2 separate regions of the Homo sapiens genome follow, and region 2 is linked to region 1. Evidence: read pairs that join two places in POLR2A ChIA-PET (ENCODE). Cell type or tissue: PC-9. All regions are shown on one strand. Each heading gives the region's core, and the rest is flanking DNA. Links, peaks and the distances in the headings are about the cores only. Region 1 overlaps IGSF23 (immunoglobulin superfamily member 23). Region 2 overlaps NECTIN2 (nectin cell adhesion molecule 2).

Region 1 (6,296 bases), core at 616-5,615:
CTAAGCCAGCTCACGTCCCTCCTCTGGGCAGTCCTCCCATGGGTCCTACTGCACTCAGAGTCAAAATCAGAGTCCTCACCCTGGCCCAGGAAACCCCAGCATGATCTGCTCCCATTATCTCTCTGACTTCTTCTCCCAGCCCTCTCTCCCTTTCCCTCCTCTCTATGCCCACCTTGGCTCACACCCATCTCAGGGCCTTTTACTTGGTGTTCCCTCTGCCTGGAACATTTTTTTCTTAGGAATCCACATGGCTTATTCCTCTGCTTCTTCAGGACTCTGCTCAAACATAACCTCCCCAAAGAGGTCCTCCTTGACCCACCTTACCTGAAACGGGTTTACCCCACCCCCAGTCCAACCCCACAGCCCTGTGCAGTTTTCCTCACAGCCCTTACCACCACTATATATACTTGTCAGTTTGTTGACCCTCTCCTCACTCAATCGTAAGTTTCATGAGGGCAGCAACAGCGTCTGTTTAATCACTGCTGAGCCCCCGAGTCCTAGAGCCTTAGAGTCCTAGATTTGGTTCACCCAGATCCAGAGGCGAGGATTCAAGGACAGATAGTCTGTTTGGGAGGTGCAAGGAACTCGAGAGTGGGGAAGTTAGGCAGAGAAGGCAGGAAATAATAAAAGCTGTGTTCCCAAGCTGGTTACCATGGGCAACTGGAGCACAGTCCCATTGGGGAACTCAGGCCCTGGTGTGGAATGACTCTGCAGAGTTATCCCACATAGCAGAGAGGGAGCTGGGGAATTTATATACCAACGTGTCCTGGCATTGTGGAGGGCTGCTCCCTGATGTGCTCATTCCCCAGCACTTCCAGCCTGCTGCCTCCATGGGCAGAGTAGGCTTTGGCCACCAGTGAAAGTCCTCAGGCAACGGGATGCAGGTGCTGGCCGTTGGAAGTGGGAAGGGCAAGGGGTTGGACTGGGGGCACTGGGCACAGACCAGGCTCTTCAAACACATTCATGGGTGAATTAATGAATGAATGAACACATGAAAGAATGGATGTCTCTATGGTGGGCAGAAGAAATGCCCAGCTTTTCTGAGTGGACTCCACTCTTGTGGCCTTGTTCCCTGTTTGCACAGACAGCCTCCAACTAATGCCACTGAAGACATTCCCAGCTGCTATCCGGGGAGTCATCCAGAGTGAGCTCAACTATTCTGTGATCCTGCAGTGGGTGGTGACAATGGACCCTGAGCCTGTGCTGAGCTGGACCTTCAGTGGGGTGCCCTGTGGGATGGGAGAGAAGCTGTTCATCCGACGGTTGTCCTGTGAGCAGCTGGGCACCTACATGTGCATAGCCACAAACAGCAAGAAACAGCTGGTCTCTGAGCCTGTAACCATCTCGCTGCCAAGTGAGTCCCCCATTCCACCCCACCCCACCCCACCCAAGAGCCCTGCACCCTCTCCAGCCTGTGGCAGCCTCTATGATTCCATTAAGCCACCTACTATGAGCAGTCCCCTGTGAGACCCTTTATAGGCAAAATGTCATTCCAATGTTCCATCCACCTGGCGGACTGTGGATTATTAGGCCACTTTCTTCTTCTTTCTTCTTTCCTCTTCTTCTTCTTTTCTTTCTTCTTCTTTTTCTTTCTTCTCCTTCTTTTCCTCCTCCTCCTCCTCCTTCTTCTTCCTTCTTCTTCTCCTTCTCCTTCTTCTACTTCTTCTTCTTCTTTTTTTTTTTTTTGATAGAGTCTTGCTCGGTCACCCAGGCTGGAGTACAGTGCTGTGATCTCAACTCACTGCAACCTCTGCCTCCCAGGTTCAAGTGATTCTCATGCCTCAGCCTCCTGAGTAGCTGGGATTACAGGCATGCACCACCACATCTGGCCTATTTTTGTATTTTTAGGAGAGACGGGGTTTCACTGTGTTGTCCAGGCTGGTCTCGAACTCCTGGGCTCGAGTGATCCACCCACCTTGGCCTCCCAAACTACTGGGATTACAGACATGAGCCACCTCGCCCAGCCAATTAGGCCATTTTCAGATGACAGGCTGAGGCTCAAAGAGGTTAACTATGATGAAAGCCCAGCTTAGGATCTGGACCAGGCTACCTGGGTCCTTGGCTCCAACCATTTGCTTGTTACATGAACATGGGAAGCCTCTTTGCCTCTCTGAGTCTCAGCACATACCTACAAAAAATGCAGATCAAAATCTAAGGAGTGGGCCAGGTGCAGTGGCTCACACCTGTAACCCCAGCACTTTGGGAGGCTGAGGCAGGAGGATCACTTGAGCCCAGGAGTTAGAGACCAACCTGGACAACATAGTGAGACCCTGTCTCTACCAAAAAAAAAAAAAAAAAAAAAAACTAAAAATTTAATCAGGCATGGTAATGCCACCTGTAGTCCCAGCTGCAATGGGAGGATCACTTGAGCCCAGGAGTTTAAGGCTACAGTGAGCTGTAATCGCACCACTGCACACCAGCCTGAGTGACAGAGGATGACTGTCTCAAAAAAAAAATCACCATTGTCATCATCTAAGGAGTGGTTCAAAGCAATGGCTTTGGAATTTGAATCCCTGGCTGTGTGACTCTGAGCCAGTGCCTTGACTTCTCTGTGCCTCAGTTTCCTCATCTATAACACTGGGAAGATAATAGTGCCTACCCCAGTGTGTAGTTGTGAGCATTCAATGAGATAAGCCGGTGAATAGCTTAAAACAATAATGTCTAGCACTATCGAACACTAATGAGTGCTCAATAACCGTGAGCCAATAACACTGTTGCAATTAGCATTGTCATTATTAATTGTAGCTATTACCATATACAGTCGGTATATGGAGCCCTAGGTGGCAATCAAAATGACAGCAAGTTGTTGAGATCAGAGAAGTGGTTTGGGACCTGGTCAAAACTCAGTTCAGTCCCTGTTCCCGTGCCTTCCTGGCTGGGTAACTTAGCGCAAGTGACTTCCCCTCTCTGAGCCCCAGTTTCCTCATGTGTATAATGGAGGTAATCCTATATACCTCTTCAGGGTTGTTATAAGGAACGAAAACAAGGGGTGACTGAGTTTGGCAGAACAACTGTCAGGCAGCAGGTGCCTTGAATAGCAGCTGTTATGGTGAATATTGTTTTTAGTGTGTTATTCATGGAGGGACACATGGTGATATGGTTTGGCTGTGTCCCCACCCAAATCTCATCCTGAATTGTAGCTCTCATAATCCCCATGTGTCATGAGAGGGACCCGGTAGGAGGTAACTGAATCATGGGGTCAAGTTTTTCCCATGCTGTTCTCGTGATAGTCAATAAGTCTCACGAGTTCTGATGGTTTTACAAAAGGCAGTTCCCCTGCACACATTCTCTTGCCTGCCGCCATGTAAGACATGCCTTGCTCCTCCTTCACCTTCTGCCATGATTGTGAGGCCTCCCCAGCCATGTGGAACTGGGAGTCCATTAAACCTCCTTTTTTTTAATAAAGTACCCAGTCTCAGGTATTTCTTCATAGCAGTATGAAAATGGACTACCATGGCTTGGAGTGAACTAGAGGTATGCAGAGGAACTGGCCAGGAGAGAAGAGAGGGAGGGTATTTGGGGTAGGAAAGAATGCATGAGTCAAGGTTCAGAGCTGGGACATGGAAATGGAATGCGTGATGGGAATCTCAGCTTGGCTGGGTCCCAGAGAACCACCTCACCTCCCTGGCCAGGGTCCAGTGGGAGCTTCAGGGCTGATGCACTGGGGGAAAAAATGTAAATCTTATATCACCTAGTGACCCTGATATTCAGTGAGAAGGACAATACTTCCAAGACCTCCTTTGCTCATTCATCAACTGCCCAGGAAATGTTTATGAGCACTTGCTGTGTGGCCAGCCCACACAGCTGGGAACACTCTGGTGACCAAGACAGCTGCAGCCCTGCCTTCACAAGACTTACAGTCCAGTGTCCACAGACAGTGATCACCAGAGTGGGCAGGGCTGGGATGGGGGAGCCCAGAGAGCTATGAGACTCAGCCTAGGAGTTAAGGAGGGCTTCCTGGAAGAAGGGACACCTGAGCTGAGAATTATGCTTAGCTGGCCAGGTACAGTGGCTCATTCCTGTAATCTCAGCACTTTGGGAGGTTGAGGCGGGTGGGTCACTTGAGGCTAGGAGTTTGAGACCACGCTGGCCAACATGGTGAAGTAGATGGTGAAGAAGATGGTGAAACCCCATCTCTACTAAAAATACAAAATTTAGCTGGGAATGGTGGCATGTGCCTGTAATCCCAGCTACCAGGGAGGCTGAGACACAAGAATTACTGGAACCCAGGAGGTGGAGGTTGTAGTGAGCTAAGATTGTGCCACTGCACTCCAGCCTGGTGACAGAGGGAGACTCTGTCTCAAAAAAAAAAAAAAAAGGAATTATGCAAGCCAAGAGAGAGAGATGGCATTCCAGAGAGACAGTGCAGCATGGACAGGCCTGGAGGCAAGAGAGAAAGAAAGGGATGAGCTTGGAAAATTGAGTGGAGTCCAGGGTTGCATGGCTATAAAGGCAGGGCAATGAGAGAGATGAGGCTGGCCAGGTGGCAGGGCCTCGAAGGCTAAGGTGAGAAACTGACTTCTGCCCCAGGGTGCTGGGAAGCCACAGCAGGGTTCTGAGCAGGGGAGGAACAGGGTCAGGTGTGAGCTTTAGAAAGATCCTCCTGGCTTCCATGTGGTAGGAAGGTGGATGGGTGCTGGACTAGGGCAGGAGAGCAGGGAGGAGAGGGGGCCAGAGACCTGGAGGATGGAAGAGAAGGATGGATTGAAGAGACACTTGGGAGGGGGAATGGCAGGAGGGAGGGGTGCACAGGGAGGGCGGGCAGATGGCTCCTCCAATCTCACCCCTCCTTGGTCCCCAGAACCCATCATGCAGCCCACAGAAGCAGAGCCCATGGAGCCAGACCCCACTCTGTCCCTGTCAGGAGGCTCTGCCATCGGGCTCCTTGCGGCTGGGATCCTGGGAGCCGGGGCACTGATTGCAGGCATGTGTTTCATCATCATCCAGAGCCTAAGGTACCTCTATCCCTCACCCCCGTCCACTGGGCAACATCCACTCAGCCCCCATGGGGCACAGAGCTGGCTCAACAAGGAAACAGAGATGAAACCAACACCCCCATCAGGGAGGGTGATAGCGACTCCTGAGGAGCCCATCTGACTCACTGGTTTCCAAAATGGGATCACAGCAACAAAGAGATAGAAGAGGACACTAGAGCTGGGCTGTCTGGCTTCAAGTCCCAGCTCTGTAACTTACTAGCAGTGAGGCTGTGGGCAAGCCACTCCCCTTCTCTGTGCCTCAGTTTGCCCATCTGCAAAATGGGGATGATAATAATAGCATCTGACTCTCTGGGTTGTTGGGTTGGGTTGTTGTGAGTGAATTTTTCTTTTTCTTTTTTTTTTTTTTTGAGATGGAGTCTTGTTCTGTTGCCCAGGCCGGAGTGCAGTGGTGCGATCTCGGCTCACTGCAACCTCTGCTTGCCAGGTTCAAGCAGTTCTCCTGCCTCAGCCTCCTGAGTAGCTGGGATTACAGGTGCATACCACCACGCCTGGCTAATTTTTGTATATTTAGCAGAGACAGGGTTTCGCCATGTTGGTCAGGCTGATCTCAAACTCCTGACCTCATGATCTGCCTACCTCAGCTTCCCAAAGTTTTGGGATTACAGGCATGAGCCACTGCACCCGTCCAGTGAGTGAATATTTCTAAGAAACTTAAAGCAGTGCCTGGAATGTGGTAAGTACTATGTTCGTCCTCTCTACACATATCTGCAGTGACCGCTCTGTGCCAGGCACTGAGGATACCGAGGGAAGAAACAGCAGAAAGACCCTGCCCTCATGGAACTTGCATCCTGGTCGGGGACACCATCAAGAAACACAATGAATGAGTGAAATATAGATAGTATATTGGATGGGCCAGGTGTAGTGGCTCACACCTGTAATCCCAGCACTTTGGGAGGCCGAGGTGGGTAGATCACTCGAGCCCAGGAGTTTGAAACCAGCCTGAGCAACATGACAAGACATCTTGTCATCTCTCTCAAAATATAAAAATTAGCCAGGCATGGTGGCATGCACTTATAGTCCCAGCTACTCAGGAGGCTGAGATGGGAGGATCACCTGAGCCCAAGGAAGTCTAGACTGCAGTGAGCTAGGATCATGCCACTGCACTCCACACTGGACACAGAGTGAGACCCTGAGTCAAAAAAGTAATAATAATAAATCTTTTAAAAAAGATAGTATGTTGGATGAGCGCTAAGGAGAGGAGTGAGGCTGGGAAGCAGGACAAAGATTGTGGAGTGGGGTGGCATTTAACGAGTCAGGGAAGGCCTCCCTGGGACAGTGACATTTGAACAAAGGGAGGGA
Region 2 (5,000 bases), core at 1-5,000, 230 kb after region 1:
TCAAAAAAACAAAACAAAACACACGGATTAGAGGAGGCCAGGGGGCAGGTGCAGAAATCCAGGCACAGACAGACAGCCCTACATCCTGGCTGCTGCAGCCGCTGCTCACTCCCTGAACCAGCTCCTGGATTTCCGCTGTGGGGGTTGGGCACTGTGATTAATACAATTAATTAACTGACAAGGTGACTGAGGCAGCAGCTGAGGCCAGTACTCAAAGCCTCTGGCCTTCAAGGGCCTTCTCTAGTCCCGACGTGCCTTGCCATGGGAGGCTGGGTCGCTGTGCTTTATAGATCTGCGGGGGAAGCCAGGCCCTGGGGAGCCAGCCAGGCAGGAGTCCAGGAGCCCAGCTCCTCCTCCCCTAGACCCAGGTGTCCAGCTTCAGGCCCCGCCTCCCTCAGACCCAGAAGCCCAGGCCCCAGCCTCTCCTCCCTCAGACCCAGGAGTCCAGGCCCCAGCCCTCTTCCCTCAGACCCAGGAGTCCAGGCCCCCATCCCTAATCCCTCAGACCTGGGAGTTCAGGCCCCCATCCCTGCTCTCTCAGACCCAGGAGTCCAGGCCACCAGTGCTTCCTCCCTCAGACCCAGGAGTCCAGGCCCCCATCCTTCCCCTCTCAGACCCAGGAGTCCAGGCCCTTAGTCCCTCCTCCCTCAGACCCAGGGGTCCAGCCTCAGTCCCCTGCTCCCTCAGACCCAGGAGCCCAGGCCCCCTGCTCTTCCTCCCTCAAACCTGGGAGTCTAGGCCTCCAGCTCCTCCTCCCTCAGACCCAGGAATCCAGGCCCCCAGCCCCCTCCTTTCTCAGACCCAGGAGTCCAAGCCCCCAACCTCTCCTCCAGGGTTCCATAGGTCACTCTGCACCCTCCTCGCTGCCTTGGTCTACCCATCCCTGGATCTCGGGGTCTCAAGCTGTGTCTGTCCCCATTGTTCTCCCATGGGCTCACACTACACCCTGGGCAGCCTCCACTCTGCCACCACAGGAAGCCTGCAGGTGCAGTCCACAGGGAGAGGAAGTGTGTCTGGGGACCCAGCTCACACTTCATGAAGCTGTCACCAGTCTGGCTTGCCCAGTGACACTGAGGGAGGCTGGTGTTCCCATGGCCACAGTCCCCTGGCTATGGTGCTGGCCATGTCCTGGCCAAGTTCATGGCACAGCCCCTGCCTAGCAGTGTGCTGGATGATGGGGGCTCACTCCAGGCTGACCAACCTCCTGGCTGTATCTCCCTTGCCTCCACCTGACATGCAGAGCGTCTGGGCAGCGGCCCTCACCCCTGTCCCCTTTACCTCCGCAGCCCTGTCAGCCTCCAAGTCCCAACCCTCCCAGCTTCTCCCTGTCACCCCCACCGCTGGTCCTGCTTTCCCATTCCAAGTTCTGAGTGTGTTTCCAATCTCGCCATCCTCCGTCCCCACAGCCCCGACCCTGATCCCGGCGCCTCCCCCCGAGACCCCTGCCCCACTGAGGGCTCTTTCTTTTTTCTTTTTTTTCTTTTTTTGAGACAAGAGTCTCACTCTGTTGCCCAAGCTGGCAATAGTGTCTCACTCTCTCACTCTGTCTTCCAAGCTGGTACAGTGGTGTGATCTTGGCTCACTGCAACCTCCGCCTCCCAGGTTCAAGCAATTCTTGTGCCTCAGCCTCCCAAGTAGTGGGGATTACAGGCAGGTGCCACCATGCCCAGCTAATTTTTGTATTTTTAGTAGAGACGGGCTCTCACCGTGTTGCCCAGGCTGGTCTCCTGAGCTCAGGTGAGCCACTGCACCCAGCCTGTGAGGGTTTTTTCTTTCTCTTTTTGTTTTTTTTGTTTTTTTTTTGAGACATGGTAGCCACCACCTGTAATCCCAGCTACTCAGGAGGCTGAGGCAGGAGCCCGAGACAGAGCAAGACTCCGTCTCAAAAAAAAAAAAAAACAGAAAAGACTTGGGCTTGTTTCCTGAGGGCTCTGTGCAGAGGAGGGCGTGTTCTGCACTTTCTAGCAGGATCCTTCTAGCTGTGCATAGGAACAAACCACAAGGACAACTGCAGTCCTCCAGGTGGGAAGTGGCAGTGGATTAGACCAGGGCAGGGACTGGGGAGGCGTCAGAGGTGGTCTAACTAGATAAATGTCAAAGAAGGAGGTGACAGGGTTTCCTGATAGATTGCTTATGAGGTGAGAGAGAAAGAGGTGAAAATGCCTTAAAAATGGACTGTAGGCAGGACGCGGTGGCTCACGCCTGTAATCCAAGCACTTTGGGAGGCCAAGGCAAGAGGATCGCTTTAGTTCAGGAGTTTGAGAACAGCCTAGGCAACAAACAGTGAGACCCCTTCTCTACAAAAAAAAATTTTTTTTAATTAGTCAAGTATGGTGGTGCCCGCCTGTAGTCCCAACTACTGAGAAGGCTGAGGTGGTAGGATTGCTTGAACCCAAGAGGTTGAGGCTGCGGCAAGCTGGGATCCTGCACTCCACCCTGAGCAACGGAGTGAGATCCTATCCCAGAAAAAAAAAAAAGGAATGTTAACCCCACAGGGCCTGAACTATCCTATTCATTCATTTGGAATTAGAAATTCAGAATGGGGAACTTACAGCAATGGGATTTTTTTTTTCAGACGGAGTCTCCCTCTGTCCCCCCAGCTGGAGTGCAGTGGCGCGATCTCAGCTCACTGCAAGCTCTGCCTCCCAGATTCACGCCATTCTCCTGCCTCAGCCTCCCGAGTAGCTGGGACTACAGGGGCCTGCCACCACGCCCAGCTAATTTTTATATTTTTAATAGAGACGTGGTTTCACCGTGTTAGCCAGGATGGTCTCAATCTCCTGACCTCGTGATCTGCCTGCCTTGGCCTCCCAAAGTGCTGGGTTTACAGGCGTGAGCCACCACAGCTGGCCCTTTTTTTTTTTGAGATGGAGTCTCACTCTGTCCCCCAGGCTGGAGTGCAGTGCTGCAATCTCAGCTCACTACAACCTCCGCCTGCTAGGTTCAAGTGATTCTCCTGCCTCAGCCTCCTGAATAGCTGGGATTACGGGGGCCCGCCACCACGCCCGGCTAATTTTTGTATTTTTAGTAGAGACGGGGTTTCACCATGTTGGCCAGGCTGGTCTCAAACTCCTGACCTCGTGATCCGCCCTCCTCGGCCTCCCAAAGTGTTGGAATTACAGGCGTGAGCCATTGCGCCCAGGGATTTTAGAACCTCATTCATTCGTTATTCAGCAAGTACTGAGCATCTACTAGGTACCAATCTCTCTTGCAGATACTGAGGGTACAGGTTGTGAGCAAAACAGACAGAAGATCCCTGCCCTCGTGGCGCTGGCAGTCAGTTTCCAGGAGGATGTGATATATCTAGTGTGTGAGATGGTGAGAAGCACTATGCAGACAGAGAACGTAACAGGGCAAAAGGGCGGAAGAGCAGTCAACCAGGGAGGGGAGAGGAGGTGGCAGCTGAGGTGGAGTATCTCGGGGTAAAAGAACCCCCCGAGGAGTGTGCCCCACAAGAAGCTAAAAGTGGTGGGTTTGTTTGAGACCGAGTCCTCACTCTGTCACCCAGGCTGGAGTGCAGTGGCGCAATCTCAGCTCACTGCAACCTCCACCTCCTGAGTTCAAGCGACTCTCCCTAAAGTAGCTGGAATTACAGGCATGCAGCTAATTTTTGTATATTTAGTAGAGACAGGGTTTCACTGTGTCGGCCAGGCTGGTCTCGAACTCCTGGCCTCAAGTGATCCATCCACCTTGGTCTCCCAAAGTTCTGGGATTACAGGCTTGAGCCACCGCCCCATCCTAAAGTCGGTTTTTTTGTTTTAATCCTCCAAATCCAGTAGTGCTCAGATGCCATCCTAAATGGAGGATTGGAGGGGAGCCTCCCTTAGAAGGAAGATCTGGGCCCCTGGAAGCCACAGGACTGCTCCTTAAGTCAAGAACTCTGAATCTGGCCAGGTGCAGTGGCTTATGCCTATAATCCCAACACTTTGGGAGGCCGAGGCGGGTGGATCACTTGAGGTCAGGAGTCCGAGACTAGCCTGGCTGACATGGCGAAACCCCATCTCTACTAAAATTACAAAAATTAGCTGGGTATGGTGGTACATGCCTGTAATCCCAGCTACTTGGGAGGCTGAGACAGGAGAATCACTTGAGCTGGGGAGGCGGAGGCTGTAGTGAGCCCAGATTGCGCCACTGCACTCCAGCCCGGGCAACAGAGTGAGACTCCACCTCAAAAAAAATTTTTTTAAAAAGAACTCTGAGTTGCCGGGCGCGGTGGCTCACGCCTGTAATCCCAGCACTTTGGGAGTCCCAGGCGGGCGGATCACGAGGTCAGGAGATCGAGACCATCCTGGTTAACATGGTGAAACCCCATCTCTACTAAAAAAATTAGCCGGGCGTCGTGGCGGGCACCTGTAGTCCCAGCTACTCGGGAGGCTGAGGCAGGAGAATGGGGTGAACCCGGGAGGCGGAGGTTGCAGTGAGCCGAGATCGCGCTGCTGCACTCCAGCCTGGGTGACAGAGCAAGACTCCGTCTCAAAAAAAAAAAAAAGAACTCTGAGTCAGCCTGGCGCAGTGGCTCACACCTGTAATCTCAGCACTTTGGGAGGCCGAGGCGGGCAGATCACGAGGTCAGGAGATCGAGACCATCCTGGCTAACACGGTGAAACCCCGTCTCTACTAAAAATACAAAAAATTAGCAGAGCGTGGTGGCGGGCGCCTGTAGTCCCAGCTACTCGGGAGGCTGAGGCAGGAGAATGGCATGAACCTGGGAGGCGGAGGTTGCAGTGAGCCGAGATAGTGGCACTGCACTCCAGCCTGGGCGAAAGAGTGAGAATCTGTCTCAAAAAAAAAAGAAAAAAACTCTGAATCCCAGAGACCCAGGGACTTGGAGGAGGTGAAGGGTGTGGGGCTCCAGGGACCTGGGGCTCAGCTTTTCAGGTCTCCTCCTCCAGGAAGCTCTTCTTTCGTTCATCGTCCCTCCCTCCTTCAGACAGGTCAAGCCTCTTCAGGTTCCTCCCATACCACCCCTACTCCGTCTTCCAGGCATTCTTGGTGATAAT

What was found. Peaks named below come from ENCODE experiments on the same cell type or tissue, not always from the same donor. Only the 100,000 strongest peaks of a DNase experiment are listed, where the experiment ranks them.
Region 2: POLR2A ChIA-PET joins it to region 1 with 6 read pairs; 4 of 35 experiments call an interaction of 5 or more read pairs at or near these places.

What each region holds. Positions count from the first base shown.
Region 1 is chr19:44,622,619-44,628,914 of GRCh38, forward strand. IGSF23 (immunoglobulin superfamily member 23) reads left to right here. Exons shown (of 5, transcript NM_001205280.2): 2 at 1,089-1,354; 3 at 4,802-4,955. Among named protein-coding and RNA genes, the nearest start is that of IGSF23, 12 kb to the left of the region's middle. In PC-9, for the core only: no CTCF peak of the experiment used is centred there; a DNase peak (open chromatin) is centred at 3,603; H3K27ac peaks cover 2,926 bases.
Region 2 is chr19:44,850,643-44,855,642 of GRCh38, forward strand. The region is part of intron 1 of NECTIN2 (nectin cell adhesion molecule 2); the gene reads left to right. Among named protein-coding and RNA genes, the nearest start is that of NECTIN2, 6.8 kb to the left of the region's middle. RefSeq lists an enhancer at 1-728. In PC-9, for the core only: no CTCF peak of the experiment used is centred there; no DNase peak of the experiment used is centred there.